Regions from separate parts of the Homo sapiens genome. Here region 2 is linked to region 1. A link is a contact called in ENCODE Hi-C or POLR2A ChIA-PET data. All regions are on one chromosome and are shown on one strand. Each heading gives the region's core, a stretch centred on a gene start or an enhancer-like site at or near the end of the contact. The rest is flanking DNA. Distances are from core to core; before and after follow the strand shown. Region 1 holds the start of MME (membrane metalloendopeptidase). Region 2 overlaps MME (membrane metalloendopeptidase).

Region 1 (6,987 bases), core at 613-3,112:
TCTCCATTGTATTCCACTTATTAGGATGAACTACCTTTTCTCCTTGCTTTTCAGCTTTCTCTGCTATGAAAAAGATGGAAAATTTTTTAGCACAAGGGGACTCTTCTCAAGCAGCAAATCATTTTGATATTAAAAACAGATAATTGCAAACCCAGTTTTATTTCAGTATGAATTCCGCAGTGGAGTGTGAATATGTGTGTGTATGTGTGTGTGTGTGTGTGTGTGTGTGTGTGTGTAATTACCTGTGATTCAAAAGAGGAAAGGGATCAGTATTAAAGGTACTTGTACACTGGAAGCAAAAAAAAAAGGAAGTTTAGTTCCTCTGAGCTCCTTGGCAATTATAGCTGCTAAAGGTAGCTTTTACAAAGAAACTGCCTTTGTGCCTAAAGTATTTATTTCCTTGTTTGTATTTACCCCTTTGAGGAGGAATCGCTGTGTCTTGAGTGAAAGGGGTACGCTGCTTGCTTGCATTAAACTGTGAGGGTCCAGGCGCATTACGGCTGATTTCAGTAGGTAGAGCAGACACACTTTAGTTTATTTTTCTCTTTCTCACTCCCCACCCTCAACCTCCGATGTACACACGTTTTAAGATTCCCTGAAGTCAGGAGGTGGGAGCGGAGAGTTTCAGTTCAGATCTTGACATGAGAGTACTTCGACCAAGGAAAAGAAAGGGAAGAAAGAGGGAAGCGGGGTGGAGAAAGCAGGAGCAAGGAAGGAAAGAAGGAAACGGGGAGGGAGAGTAAGAAAAAAGAAAACGAAGGAGGGAGGGAGAGAGGACATTTAAATGAAGAAGGAAGGAAGCTTGGATTCAGGGAGGAAAGGGAGCGGGAAAGAGAGCGAAAGAAGAGCGTGAGAAGAGGCAAGCATTATAGTCTCCGGTCCACAGGGGAGAGATGGAGCCCCCTCAGGACTAGAGAATCCCGAAGAGCCCGTGTATTGTTTTCTTGAAAGCCCCGAAGCTAAGCAATTCTAAAAATGTTTAGCAAAGCCCTTTTGGGAATGGTGAGATGGGGGGTGGGGAGGATGGGACATTTTCATTGCCACCGCCCGCCCCCCGTCTCCCCGGCCCCCTCACATGAAGTGACTGGATTTGGGAGACCTAGCGGAAACCTTCAGGTCACCCAGGGAACTGCTCCTCTCTCTGGTCCTGCAGCGGCGAGGCGGGGTAGGGGGTGGGGGGGGTGGGCCGTGAGAGCGCCGAGACGCGCGGGGCGCGGAGATGTGCAAGTGGCGAAGCTTGACCGAGAGCAGGCTGGAGCAGCCGCCCAACTCCTGGCGCGGGATCTGCTGAGGGGTCACGGTGAGTCTCTGTGGGTGCGGGTCGGAGGGATGCCCAGGTGCCTCGTCGCCCCACGGCCCGGGCGGAGGCGGGTCCGGAACCTCCCCCAAGTCCGGCCTCAGCCTGGAGCCCGCGCGCCTTGGGCGGATGCACGGACTGAGAGGCGCTTGGCTGGGCTCTCAGCCCGCCACTGCCACCCGGCCCCGTGCGCTCATTGGTCGGGATGTGTCGGCTCAGCAGCCTCCAACTTCTCCCGAATCCCACTGGTGAGTCCCAGGAGAGCGAGCTGAGGGAGAAAGGTCCAAAGGGCGCGAGCGCCCAGGGCGCTGGGAGCCCGTGGGACGGGCACGGGGAGGGCAGAGCCAGCCGAGGGGAGCGGCTGCCGGGAGGTGCGCTGAGCAGGGTCCGCAGCTAAGGTCCAGCGCGATCCGAGCGCCCAGGACCCTGCGGCCGTGGAGGAGGCGTGCCCTGGGAAGGAGCCGCTACTGGGACCTGAAGAGTGAGGGGAGGGAGAGGGGCCCAGAGGGTGACCTGGAGGAGGGCTCTGGAAGTCACGTCAGGTTGGCTCTTCAGGTTCATTTCCATAGTTCCCTGCGGCCTCTGCCTTGGGGAGTTATGTTTTGTTACCGAGATCCGCGCTACCAGATTGCACCGGGGCTGATTTGGGGGCTGGGAATTTGCCATTCTGCTGTACAGACACTGATTTTTTTTTCTTCTTTTTAAAAAGCAAGGTTTGTTTTCATTTTGGTTTCTGTCGGATTTTCTCATTTGTAACTCACTTTTCTATTTTTACTTTTCTTAACCGGAAGATCTTTTCATTATCCCACCTCTTCATCTTGCTTTTAACCTGATTTCCTATTATATAATTAATGCTTAAATCTCACAAGGGTTGGTCGGTGCGGGGCTGGTGTGTCCTTTTGTAGATGAAAGTTTAAGACCTCTTAACTGGTTTCAGTCTATTTGTCTGGTTTCAAAATAAGGGTAATTGCAACCAAATATCCCTCTTTAGCTTCTCGATCAAGTCGATTCCTCCCCCATATATGATTCAAATGGCAATTTTATTAAACTGAAAACTAGTACCTGACTTGCAGCGTCAGCATTTGGAAAGTGCTTGTCGGCAAATCGACTGTATGAAGGCGTGTAGCTTCATCCCCTGCCATTTTTGTGGGTTCTAGCACTTTAAAAAATTGTCTGGTAATTTCTTGGACTTAACCCTGTGTCTTTGGTTGTAGAGCAGCACTAACCAGGGGAGTAATATGGTTGGCACTTCGTGTCCAGAACTCCGTATTTCAGGCTGGGAAACACCTAATTAATGTCTGGGAAACAAGAAGATGATTTATCCTGAGTACCTCTGTCCTCAGCTTCTGCAGACACAGTTTAAATATGGAAACTGTTTCTCCTTCTTCCTGTGCCTCAGTTTCCATAGAACAAACTGTAATTGCATAGCACAGCTTCAGGAACCTGCAGATATAAGTTAATGTTATAATGTGCAGTGAAGATGAAAACTGCTTAGCTAAGTCTAAGTCTGTAAGTCAATGAGATTTCCTTTTTAACAAATCAGTTATCCAGGTTTCCTGCTTTGACTGTCTGATATAGTAATGCTTATGCTCAACTGGTATAAGAATTGCTGCTTTACATTGCTTTGAAATTAAGCTTACACTTAAAATAGTAATTTATTCTGTTGGTAATATTGTCGAGCTGAAGTTTGCAGGTTCTTGTTATCTTAGACCTCCTAATTCTCTATTCTCGTCTGTGGCAGTGTCCACTTTTCCGTTTAAACTTTTTATTTAACACATCTTCAGTTGAAGTGAAATATTTTAAGAATACAGGTATGTTTTTGCGTACCCTGCTTTATATGGGACTATAAGCCTCAACTTGGTATTTTTTTTTTTTTTGTATTCTTTTGTTTACTTGTCCCCCTTACTCTTCTCTATGGGATTGGGTGTGGTTAAGTTGGATATTCAGGTATTTGGGGTTTAGTCATATGTTCCACAGTGAGATTCCAGATACTGTCCCCTGATGTCTTAAAGAAAAATTGTGAACCTTCCAGAATTAACTGGAAATGAACGACAAAGTTAATTAGGAGATTAAACTTGCATCATTTCTGCTTTTGCTCAATGCTTTTGAAAAAAGGCTACTAAGAGCAAAAGACTTCCTTTAAGAATTTACAGGGCATTTACAAGAGGGGGAGATGGAGGAAGACTTTGCAGGTGATTCAAAGATTATATTGTTTTGATGCAGCTTCTGTCACTGTCTTCATTTCTCTGTAACTGTTTCTGCAAACTTGGGTGCTGACCCATTAAGAGCCCAGCTGCTTCAGTACCCAGTCTCAAGGGTAAGGAGGAGAAGCCAAGGGAAAGTAACTTACAGGGAGAAAGAAATGCTTATCCACTAGCTTTACTACACCACAAGGCATGGAGTTTCCACAGAGCACCTGTAATTTAACCCTGAGGCTGCCCTGGTTCACCCCTTCGCTTTACTTTACAGGGACACTGACTGTCATTTCTAAGGAAGAACTAAGAAAAAAAAAAGTCCTTTTATACCAGTAAAACATTTCTCTACATTGTCTTCTGACATATGCGGGGGGAACAATATTCAGGAAAGGGAAATACTTTAGCAAATGTGCTTAACATTCAGGTGTTCTTTAGGACAGTCATGAAACATGGGGAGACTGGGAGAATTATTATTGTTTACCTCTCTGTAAAGTGTCCAGAGTATTATTAAATTTGTTCCCCTCTTTCCTTTGCCCAACCAATACACTATTAAAATAGGACTACAATCAATGCAATTCCATATCATAACCCCAGGGGTGGTGAGACTAAGCCAGCATGCCTTACATAACCATTAAGTAAGACATTTTAACATTCAGGTACATTACATTCCACTTTTATTTAGCAGACACGGTTTTCATTGTGTAATAAAATATTTTTATTTGATAGTCTGTCCTTGCTTATAGCCTCATGTAATCAAGGGGACAGCATGTTTAAGACTTTGTATCCAGAACTTTAAGGTCTAGCTGTGGTTCGCTTATTAATAATTCACTGGGAAGGTTAATTTCTAGTTTTCTGCTGGGTCTCCCAGACCATACTTCAAATGTAGAATATGTTTCTTCTTTCTCCTATGCCTCAGTTTCCACAAAACACACCCTTAGAGAATTGTGTGTGTTCAACAAAGATCTTTAACTATAAGAGCATTTCTGAGCCGCCACTTCATCCTGGGACCAAATTCTAAGAGCAATTTGTATTGAGCTATAAACAGCTAATCTGCTAGTTTAAGATGTTCTTTTATACAGTCATGCAGAAAAATGGAAATTGTGTGTTCTAATCCTTGGAGACTGGCTGATAAAGTGTCACTAGGCCCCTGATGAAATTTAATATTTAGGCTTATATCCCCTTAATTTTCCCCCTAAATTTCTACAGTACGCTTTTACTGCATGATGATACAGCTTTATTTTGAACAGTGACCAAATGTGTTCTTTACAAAGAATATTGACGAGTTGTGTAGTCTTGAACACGTTGCCTGACTTCTCTGTGCCCCAGTTTCCTAATTCTTTATTCTATTCTGTGGCAGTGTCCACTTTTTGGTTTAAAGTTTTTAACACATCTCCAGTTGAGGTGAAAGATTTTAGGAATACAGGTATGTTTTTGCATACCCTGCTTTATACAGGACTACAAGTATCAACTTGGTAACTTTTTGTACTATTTTGTTTACTTATCCCCCTTACTCCCCTCTTAAATGGGATTGGGCGTGGTTAGGTTGGATATTCAGGTATCTTTTGGTACAGTGAGTGACCATTTTCAGAATGTTGTCTAACCAGTTAATAGATACTGGTATCAGTAGTAGTAGTAATTTTGAACTGTAAAAATAAAGGTTGTTTTTATGACTAAAATAAACTACTTCATGTGTTCATTCGTTTTGCTGTTTATCTATATTAATATTTCAAATTATTGCTTAGTCAAAACCTCAAGGTATTAGTCACTGGTTTTTGAGCTTATAAAGGAAGCCACTGGAGCAAGATATAAAATTAACCATTGATGTTAGTCCAGAGTTCAAAAGGGTGAGTTTAAAACTTTCTTAATGATGGTACAGCAATTATTTGCTTATAAACTGCTGAATTAATCCTACTTGAGTATTTAACCAAGTCTTACTGTCTAATTTTGCTGAGATTTTCAGTGATATACCAAAGCAAAACAAAACAAAACAACAGCAACAAAAAACAAAAGGTTGTGACTGAGACCTGTCAAATTCATTTGGCTCTATATACTTTGCATTCAGCAACAAAATTTTGACTTCTCAACAGCAAAAATGTATTTCTATTTTAAAATAACTGAGCCTTTTACTTTTATCCAGCCACATTAAGCATTTGGACATTTTCTTTTTTATTTATTTGTTTTTCATTATTAGTATTTTCATTTTTTGCAGATTTTAGGTGATGGGCAAGTCAGAAAGTCAGATGGATATAACTGATATCAACACTCCAAAGCCAAAGAAGAAACAGCGATGGACTCCACTGGAGATCAGCCTCTCGGTCCTTGTCCTGCTCCTCACCATCATAGCTGTGACAATGATCGCACTCTATGCAACCTACGATGGTGAGTTACTCCCACACCTGTGCATCCATAAGTGCAAAAGAGAAGGAAATCTTCCTCCATGCTTTTACCATCTATCCAACGAATGTGTTAAGGATAGAGGCACTTAAAGACTGACAAAGAGATTCATTTATAAAATGTAACATCAATATGTCAAAATAATTAACTTTGAAGTACGGTGCCTTTTATGTTTGAGCTAAGTTATTAATTGCAAGTATATTTAGTGCGCTCACGCTTACTTATGAGGAATCTAAAGTATGGTTTTATTTGATTAAAATATACACAATTTTATGGCCAGCTTTAGTAATAGTCATTAGTCAACTTTTGTTGTGTCATTGAAATTCTAAACGGCTTCACAGGAATTTAACAAATTTAATTTGAGTCTTGGAAGTTTTTTACAACAAGGATGAAAAAAGATTGATTGTTTAATGGTTAAAAAAATGATTACCAAGCAAAAACAACTGATTATTTCAATTTAATAGGCCTGGGGCTTCGTTGGTAGAGAAGATATAATAACACATTTTTCTTCATAATCAAAATTTTAAATTTAGATTTTACTTATTTTATTTTCTTATATTTTTTCTAACCACTGACAATGATATATAATGTTCAGTTTTTAGTTCTTGCTTTAAGAAATTGCTTATTTAATTGGCAGTTTTTAAAAGAACAAAAGAAAAATAGAAATTTAAAAATTTGTGTTGCCAATATTTATGTATATTCTCTCCTTTTTCTAGATGGTATTTGCAAGTCATCAGACTGCATAAAATCAGGTAAGAAATGGTTTTTACGTGTAATAGTTATACAACTGATGTATAATATTTAAAATTAAATGCTAATCTTAATTTGCTTTGTTTACACTTTTATTCATTGTAGATCAATTATTTATGTGTCTGGCTCTATAATCAATGGAAATAAAAATATATTTAAGTAGTAGATTAATTAACTTGTTTACTCTGAAAAATATATTACTATTTTCAGCCCTGGGCTGTATAGCAGGGCAATAGAAAACTATATCGCTATTTGTATGGAGCTTGCCATGTAGTTGAAGAAAGAAAATGAACACATATGAAATGGTAAGTTTCGTATCATTGTGTTAAATGTCTCAGTGCACCTCACTAG
Region 2 (6,934 bases), core at 875-3,374, 51 kb after region 1:
CCTCAGAGGCTGAGGATCACAGAGGGTCACATTCCCTCTTCAGTCAAAAGTACTCTAATCGTAGGTCTCCTTTATCAGATTATTAACTCAGCCTGTTTCCCCAGGTCTTCTTTGATCCTTCCTTCCAGGATATCCAGGTCATCCAGAGGTATCATCTCCCATAATCTTAAAACCAAACTTCTTATCGACTATGAAAATAGCCCCCACAATTACTAAGAAGATCATTTCACTTTATAGAAGTCATTTTTTTTTTGCTTTGGATACCCTCATAATGGAATTTTTGTATTGTAATATTTGATTATTATTATAATCTAGAAAGGGAAAGTGATAGAGAACAGTTGCATCATCTCAGAAAGGGGCCCACATTCACCGTGTCTGCTCTTCCTAACAAACTGTTCTCAAGATGTTCTCATCAAGGAGCTTCTTGTGCTATATCTTTGTTAAAGAGATGGAGCCTGAGTTCTGAGGTATTCTGATTATCTGAAGAGATTACTTAATGACACAATGCTATCTCAAAGAACAGAAGTAGGGAGATTCAAGACAATTCTATTCCTTACAGAGGTACAAATTTCTATGCTAGGAAAACAATACGAAAGATACACATGGCCCATAAACATAACCATTCCCATTCACAAAATTTGTAAGTGAAACCAACCAGCAACCTCATGTGAGAATGTTCTTCTATATTGATTCACTGAGAGAAATGAGGACCTTAATTTTCTTAAGAAATCACCCACCTTCAGAAGAGTCTGAACTCTGTATTGGGGGTGAATTGGAATTGGTCTCAAAGCTTCCCTTTCTCTACCTTCTTAGCTTTTCAAGAGCAATTGTTATCTTACTTTGTTGTCCTTCATAAGGAAATCTGAAGATTAGGAATCCAAAATATTTGAGCATAATTACATAATAGATATGTTTATGCTCTGTACTGATGTTTGCCTGAGAAGGAGCAATAAGTGAGGTTAGTGGTTTCCAACTCTAAGGACTACTTTGTGTGTGCCAATTACAGGGCTCTGTGCAGAAACACCTCACATGTACACACACTTCAAAAGCCACTATGATTTATTTTTACTTGTGCATTTATACATCCACAAAACATTTCTTTGAGTAGAGCATTTCAGGTCTAAAAGAAAAGTAAGAAAACCACTCAGGCTAGAGTTTGAGAGCATAAGGAGGCGGGAAAGGAACTGGAGAGTAGAAGCTACAGGGTATACTGCTGCAGGGCATGGCTAGGGAGAAGAAGCCAGAGTTATAAAGAAGTGTAGAGCCTTCACAAAATCTGAGGTTCATAAAAATAGAGACATTTTAGGGATGAGGATAGAGGACTTGGAACATGGGCACAATGGACTGAAGCCAGAAAGCGATGACCCAGAGTCTGTGCTCCTAGATCAGAAAAGCCAGGAGAAGTCTCCAAATTATATGTACCTGGGAAAGAACACAAGCTGAGATTGGCTATCCTGTAGATGAGCAGGTGCAAGCTGGAACTGGGATTAAACAAGAGGGGATTTTCTTTGTCCACCTACCCAATGTACAAGCTGAGAGAAACTGTTCAGGACTTGAGCTAAGAATAGAAGTTCCGAGGAAATAGGAAGTGAGAGAAACTTAATATATTTACAATTTAACTTCATTTTTTTTTAATTCAACAGATCTTCATTGAGCTTATGCTATGTGACAGATACTTTTCTAGGCAGTAGACATTCCAAGGAAACAAGGTCCTTGTTCTCATGGAACTCATGTTCTAATGGGAAGAGATAGACAATAAATAACCAAGTAAATAATTTAAGGAAATGAGACAAATTGTGAGTGTTATAAAGAAAATAAATCAAGGTGATAGAATAATAAGTGACTGGGGTAAGGCATGGGTGATTCAATTTGGCTTGCTGAAACCATCTCTGGCTGTTGTTTGTAGAATGTGTTTTAATGGAAGCAGAAAGATCAGAGAAGGCCACATGGTAATTCATGTGAAAGATAACGATGGACTCAGATGGCAGCAAGTCAGATAGAGAAATCTGAGCAGACCTAAGATAATCTTGTGTAGGTGGCTCTATCATTATAGGGAAACAGTTTGTGTACTTTAAACTGCTCGGCCAATATGTGCCTCAGTGATACGTGGCGGAGCTTGTCTCACTGCATAACACAGCTATGACATGATAAGACAGGCCCTGCAAGGGAAACTGCTGACCTCACTTTGTCCTTTCTGGGTACCAAGTGACTAATAGTCAGAAGGTTTCACTCAGTTCAGTAATCTGTGTTTAAGAAAACAAAAGGGGGCTTTTAAACATGAGATTTAGTGAATATGACAGAGAATTTTTGAGATCAACTGAACTCAGTTTGTAAAAAGAGCTAGATTCAGCCCCCCAAGCATGGAATAAACCTTGGAAGTTATGCAAGAAGTTGTACAAATCTTCAGGTTCTTATTGATAACCTGATGAAAGCCCCAAACAGTCCCTATGCTGGTCCAAGTTTGGGTCCTCTTAGGTCCCACGTTCCTCCTGCTCTAGCGTCCTGCTCCACTGGGGGCTATTTTTTATTTCCAGTGCCCAGAAATGGCTGTGTGACTATATGTTTGCAGTCTGTTGGAGGGAAGCAGGTCTCTCTGCTAACAACTGCACACTAGCTGACATGCTGCTTAAATTGAGAAATGTTTCTAAGCTTTTTTGGTAGGAAATAATCTTTCCTGCTTAGTCTCCCTCTGTGTTCCCCCAGCAAACTTCTTGTGTAGCATTATTAAATATTCCCCAACATCAGTGGCCAAGAATGACACAATTCTGTGACTCCTCAGTCACTTCATGCTCCACATTAAGTGGAGTTTCTTCCTAGAATGGGGAAGGCAGAACATTGGTAAGAGCTAGGTGTCTCAGAATCTTTGGAAATAAAATCCCTGATCCATAGGTAGTTGGCTCGCTAGGTTACCCAGATATCAATCTGACAGGACAGTTTTCTGTTCCTCCCTGGGTCTTGATTGTCATTCATTAGGAATGAAATTAAAGTTTGAAGGACAGTAGTCAAATGGCATTCATTTGCTCTCTTCCTCTTTGGCAAATCTAACAAACATCAGGCTTTTTCCAGGCAGGAAGAGCCTCATTTCTAAAGAGCCAATTTATAAATATCATTACCTGATTCTGCAAAATGAAGATAGTCCTAACTAGAGTAACTATCCATGGTGTTGGGTGTTAGTAAATATCATCTCATTGGTAGTGTGTGATTTTAAAACCCACAAAACTGCTATTATATGGATTTTATCTAACTGTTTAAAACCGATGATCACCTTTGAAACTACTGTTACGAGTACTAGGACTTACAATTTTTTTTTTAAGAAAAGCTACATAAATGTTTTGGTGGATTCTTCTTCACGTAAACAATCATTGATTTGCTATCTCAGAGCTTCAAGAAATCTACCTTATGACTGTCAAAAATGAGAGCTGACTCTGGCCTCTGTTGTAATAACTAATTGCTCTCTCAGTCACACACACACAAAATTAAATTTGGGTTTAAAAAGTATCCTGGCCAATCTACTTTTTAAGTGTTAAAATACATGTTGATTTGCCTGACGTGGTGGCTCATGCTTGTATTCCCAGCACTTTGGGACTCAGAGGTGGTGGATCACCTGGGGTCAGGAGTTCAAGACCAGCCTGACCAACGTAGTGAAACCCCGTCTCTACTAAATACAAAAAATTAGCCGGGCATGGTGGCACATGCCTATAATCCCAGCTAAGGCAGGAGAATCACTTGAACCCAGGACGCGGAGGTTGCAGTGAGCCGAGATTGCACCATTGCACTCCACCCTGGGCAACAAGAGCAAACCCCGTCTAAAAAAAAAAAAAAAAAAAAAAAATATATATATATATATATGTATAAAGTTTCTTCCCAAATCATGACAATTATCATCATTTCACATTTTCCATATCTGGAAGTATCATAATAAAGAAAATTAAAACCTTAAGGTAGAATCACATCTCGTACAATGGATTTAGCACGGCAGTAACCTTAAGTTCTGACACCAGATAAATTTGGAAGTCAGGAAAGATAGTCATGATACTAAGACATATGTTTTAATCAGTTACATTGGAGTAGTTACCAGGTAATGGAATTCATTAAAAGAAGTGGTATATTCCATGTAGCTATATTAAATACTCGAGCATCCCAGAAGCTAGTGATACTATATGCTTCCAGTTTTCTGAGAAACTTGACCAGTTTAGCAGACTAGAAGCATCATCCAAAGTTCTTGTGCTTGCCTTATATCAAAGTTCTATAGTCTTTAAATACATCGGTAAGGATAAAGAGACTGGAGCAGAATCAGTTTGCTGAGTCAACAAAGTGCCCAAGATGATTACTGTTATTGTTTTCTCACCTCATCAACAAAAAGCATCCCATATATATATATGTATATACACCATATATATGTATATATACACACCATATATATACACACACCATATATATATATATATATATATATACCATACATATATAGTGTGTGTATATATATGGTGTGTATATATACATATATATGGTGTATATATATATGTGTATATATATGGTGTGTATATATATATGGTATATATATATTTTCCAATATCAATTTTCCAATATCAATCTACTGAGATATATCTCAGTAGATTGATATTGGAAAATTCGAACTACCATTTTGTTTATAGTCAGTAGTAATACCCTGCTAAAGGTCGATTGATTTATATGCTTTGGGAATACAGTTAATTCAAAACACTGCATGCTTGTACTTTGGAATAGTTGGTCCCATGAGGTATGAACTCAGACATACTCGTTTACTTCAAAGTGAAACAAAAATTCTGATTACCTTAAATAGAAAAAAATTGAGTTGCTGAGAATATACGTAAAATTGTCTTTTCATTTCTGTTACTTTAGTGATTAGAGTTTTTTAAAAATATAATTTCAAGTTTTATTTTAGATTCAGGGGGTACATGTGTAGTTTTGTTACATGGATATATTGCATGGTACTGAGGTTTAGAATATGAATGACCCCATCACTGAGGTAGTGAGCATAGTACCCAATAGTTAGTGTTTCAACCCTTGCTCCACTCTCTCCCTCCACCCTCTATTAATCCTCAGCATCTATTATTGCCATCTCTATGTCCTTAAATGCCCAACATTTAGCTCCTACTTATAAATGAGAACATGTGGTATTTGGTTTTCTCTTCCTGCATTAATTCACTTAGGATAATGACCTCCAGCTGCATCCATGTTGCTGCAAAGGACATGATTTCATTCTTTTTTATGGCTGCATAGTATTCCAGGGTGTATATGTACCACATTTTCTTTATCCAGTCTACCATTGATGATTCTCTAGGTTGATTCTACGTTTTTGCTATTGTGAGTAGTGCTGTGATTAACAAATGAGTGCATAAGTCTTTGGTAGAATGACTTATTTTCTTTTGGGTATATATCCAATAATGAGATTTCTGGGTCAAATGGTAGTTCTATTTTAAGTTCTTTGAGAAATCTCCAAACTGCTTTCTGTAGAGGCTAAACTAGTTTGCATTTTCACCACAGTGTATAAGTGTTCCCTTTTCTCTGTAGCCTCACCAGCATCTGTTCATTTTTGACTTTTGATAATAGCCATTCCAACTGGTGTGAGATGGTATTTCATCGTGGTTTAGATTTATATATCTCTGATGATTAGCTATGTTTAATGTTGTCTCGTACATTTGTTGACCACTTGTATGTTTTCTTTTGAGAAGTGTCTGTTCCTGTCTTTTCCTACTTTTTAATGGGGCTATTTGTTTTTTGCTTGTTGAATTGTTTAAGTTTCTTGTAGATTCTGGATATTAGACTTTTCTTGGATGCCTAGTTTGGGAATGTTTTCTCCCATTCTGTAGGTTGTCTGTTTACTATGTTCATAGTTTCTTTTGCTGTGGCAGAAGCTATTTAATTTAATTAGGTCCCACTTGTCAATATTTGTTTTTGTTGCAATTCCTTTTGAGGACTTAGTGATAAACTCTTTCCCAAGGCTGGCATCCAGAAAGGTATTTCCTATTTTGTTCTAGGACACTTAGAGTTTGAAGTCTTACATTTAAATCTTTAATCCATCTTGAGGTAATTTTTGTGTATGATGAAAGTTAGGGGTCCCATTTTATTCTTCTGCATATGACTAGCCAGTTACCCTAGCACCATTTTTGAATAGGGAGTCCTTTCCCTGTTGCTTATTTTTGTCAACTTTGTCACAGATCAGATGGCTGTAGGTGTGCTGCTTTACTTCTGTGTTCTCTATCCTGTTCCATTGGTCTGTGTGTCTATTTGTGTACCCAGACCATGCTGTTTTGACTACTGCAGCATTATAGTATAATTTGAAGTCAGGTAATGTGATGCCTCCAGTCTTGTTCTTGTTGCTTAGGATTACTTTGGCCATTTGGGCTCTTTTTTGGTTTTATATGAATTTTAGAATTGTTTTTTCTAATTCTGTGAAAAATGACATTGGTAGTTTGATAAAAAGAGTGTTGAATCTGTATATTACTTTGGGCAGTATGGCCATTTGATGATACTGATTCTTCCAGTCCATAAGCATGAAATATTTTTGTTTGTTTGCTTCCTCTATGATTTCTTTCAGCAATGTTTTGTAGTTCTCCTTGTAGAAATATTTCATCTCCTTAGTCAGATATACTCTTAGATATTTATGTAATGTGTATGTGTGTGTGCCTATTGCAAATGAGATTGTGTTCTTGATTTGGCTCTCAGCTTGAACATTATTGGTAAATAGATATGCCACCAATTTTTATTCATGGATTTTGTATCCTGAAATTTTTGTGAAGTTGTTTATGAGTTCCAGGAGCCCTTTGGCAGAGTCTTCAGGATTTTCTAGGTATAGAATCATATCATTAGTGAAAAGAGAGAGTTTGACTTCTTTTCCTATTTGGATGCCTTCTCTTTCGTTCTTTTGCCTGATTGATTGATCTAGGTAGGA

What was found. Hi-C counts contacts between places; a loop is a spot of excess contacts on that map. ChIA-PET counts read pairs that join two places held with the same protein, here RNA polymerase II (POLR2A). Pooled maps may share reads with other maps.
Region 2: POLR2A ChIA-PET joins it to region 1 with 17 read pairs in MCF 10A. The contact joins the enhancer-like site here to the promoter of MME in region 1. A Hi-C loop is called at or near these places in 1 of 168 maps with a recorded cell type or tissue (Caco-2) and 2 of 50 pooled maps. POLR2A ChIA-PET finds 5 or more read pairs at or near these places in 1 of 52 experiments (MCF 10A).

What each region holds. Positions count from the first base shown.
Region 1 is chr3:155,078,457-155,085,443 of GRCh38, forward strand. MME (membrane metalloendopeptidase) reads left to right here and starts at 1,863. Exons shown (of 23, transcript NM_007289.4): 1 at 1,863-2,010; 2 at 5,702-5,871; 3 at 6,603-6,638. The coding sequence starts at 5,712.
Region 2 is chr3:155,129,232-155,136,165 of GRCh38, forward strand. The region is part of intron 8 of MME (membrane metalloendopeptidase); the gene reads left to right. Among named protein-coding and RNA genes, the nearest start is that of MME, 52 kb to the left of the region's middle. Within about 2 kb of position 2,125, at least 2 of the 41 ENCODE cell types and tissues checked have a DNase peak (open chromatin) inside an H3K27ac peak, as active enhancers do.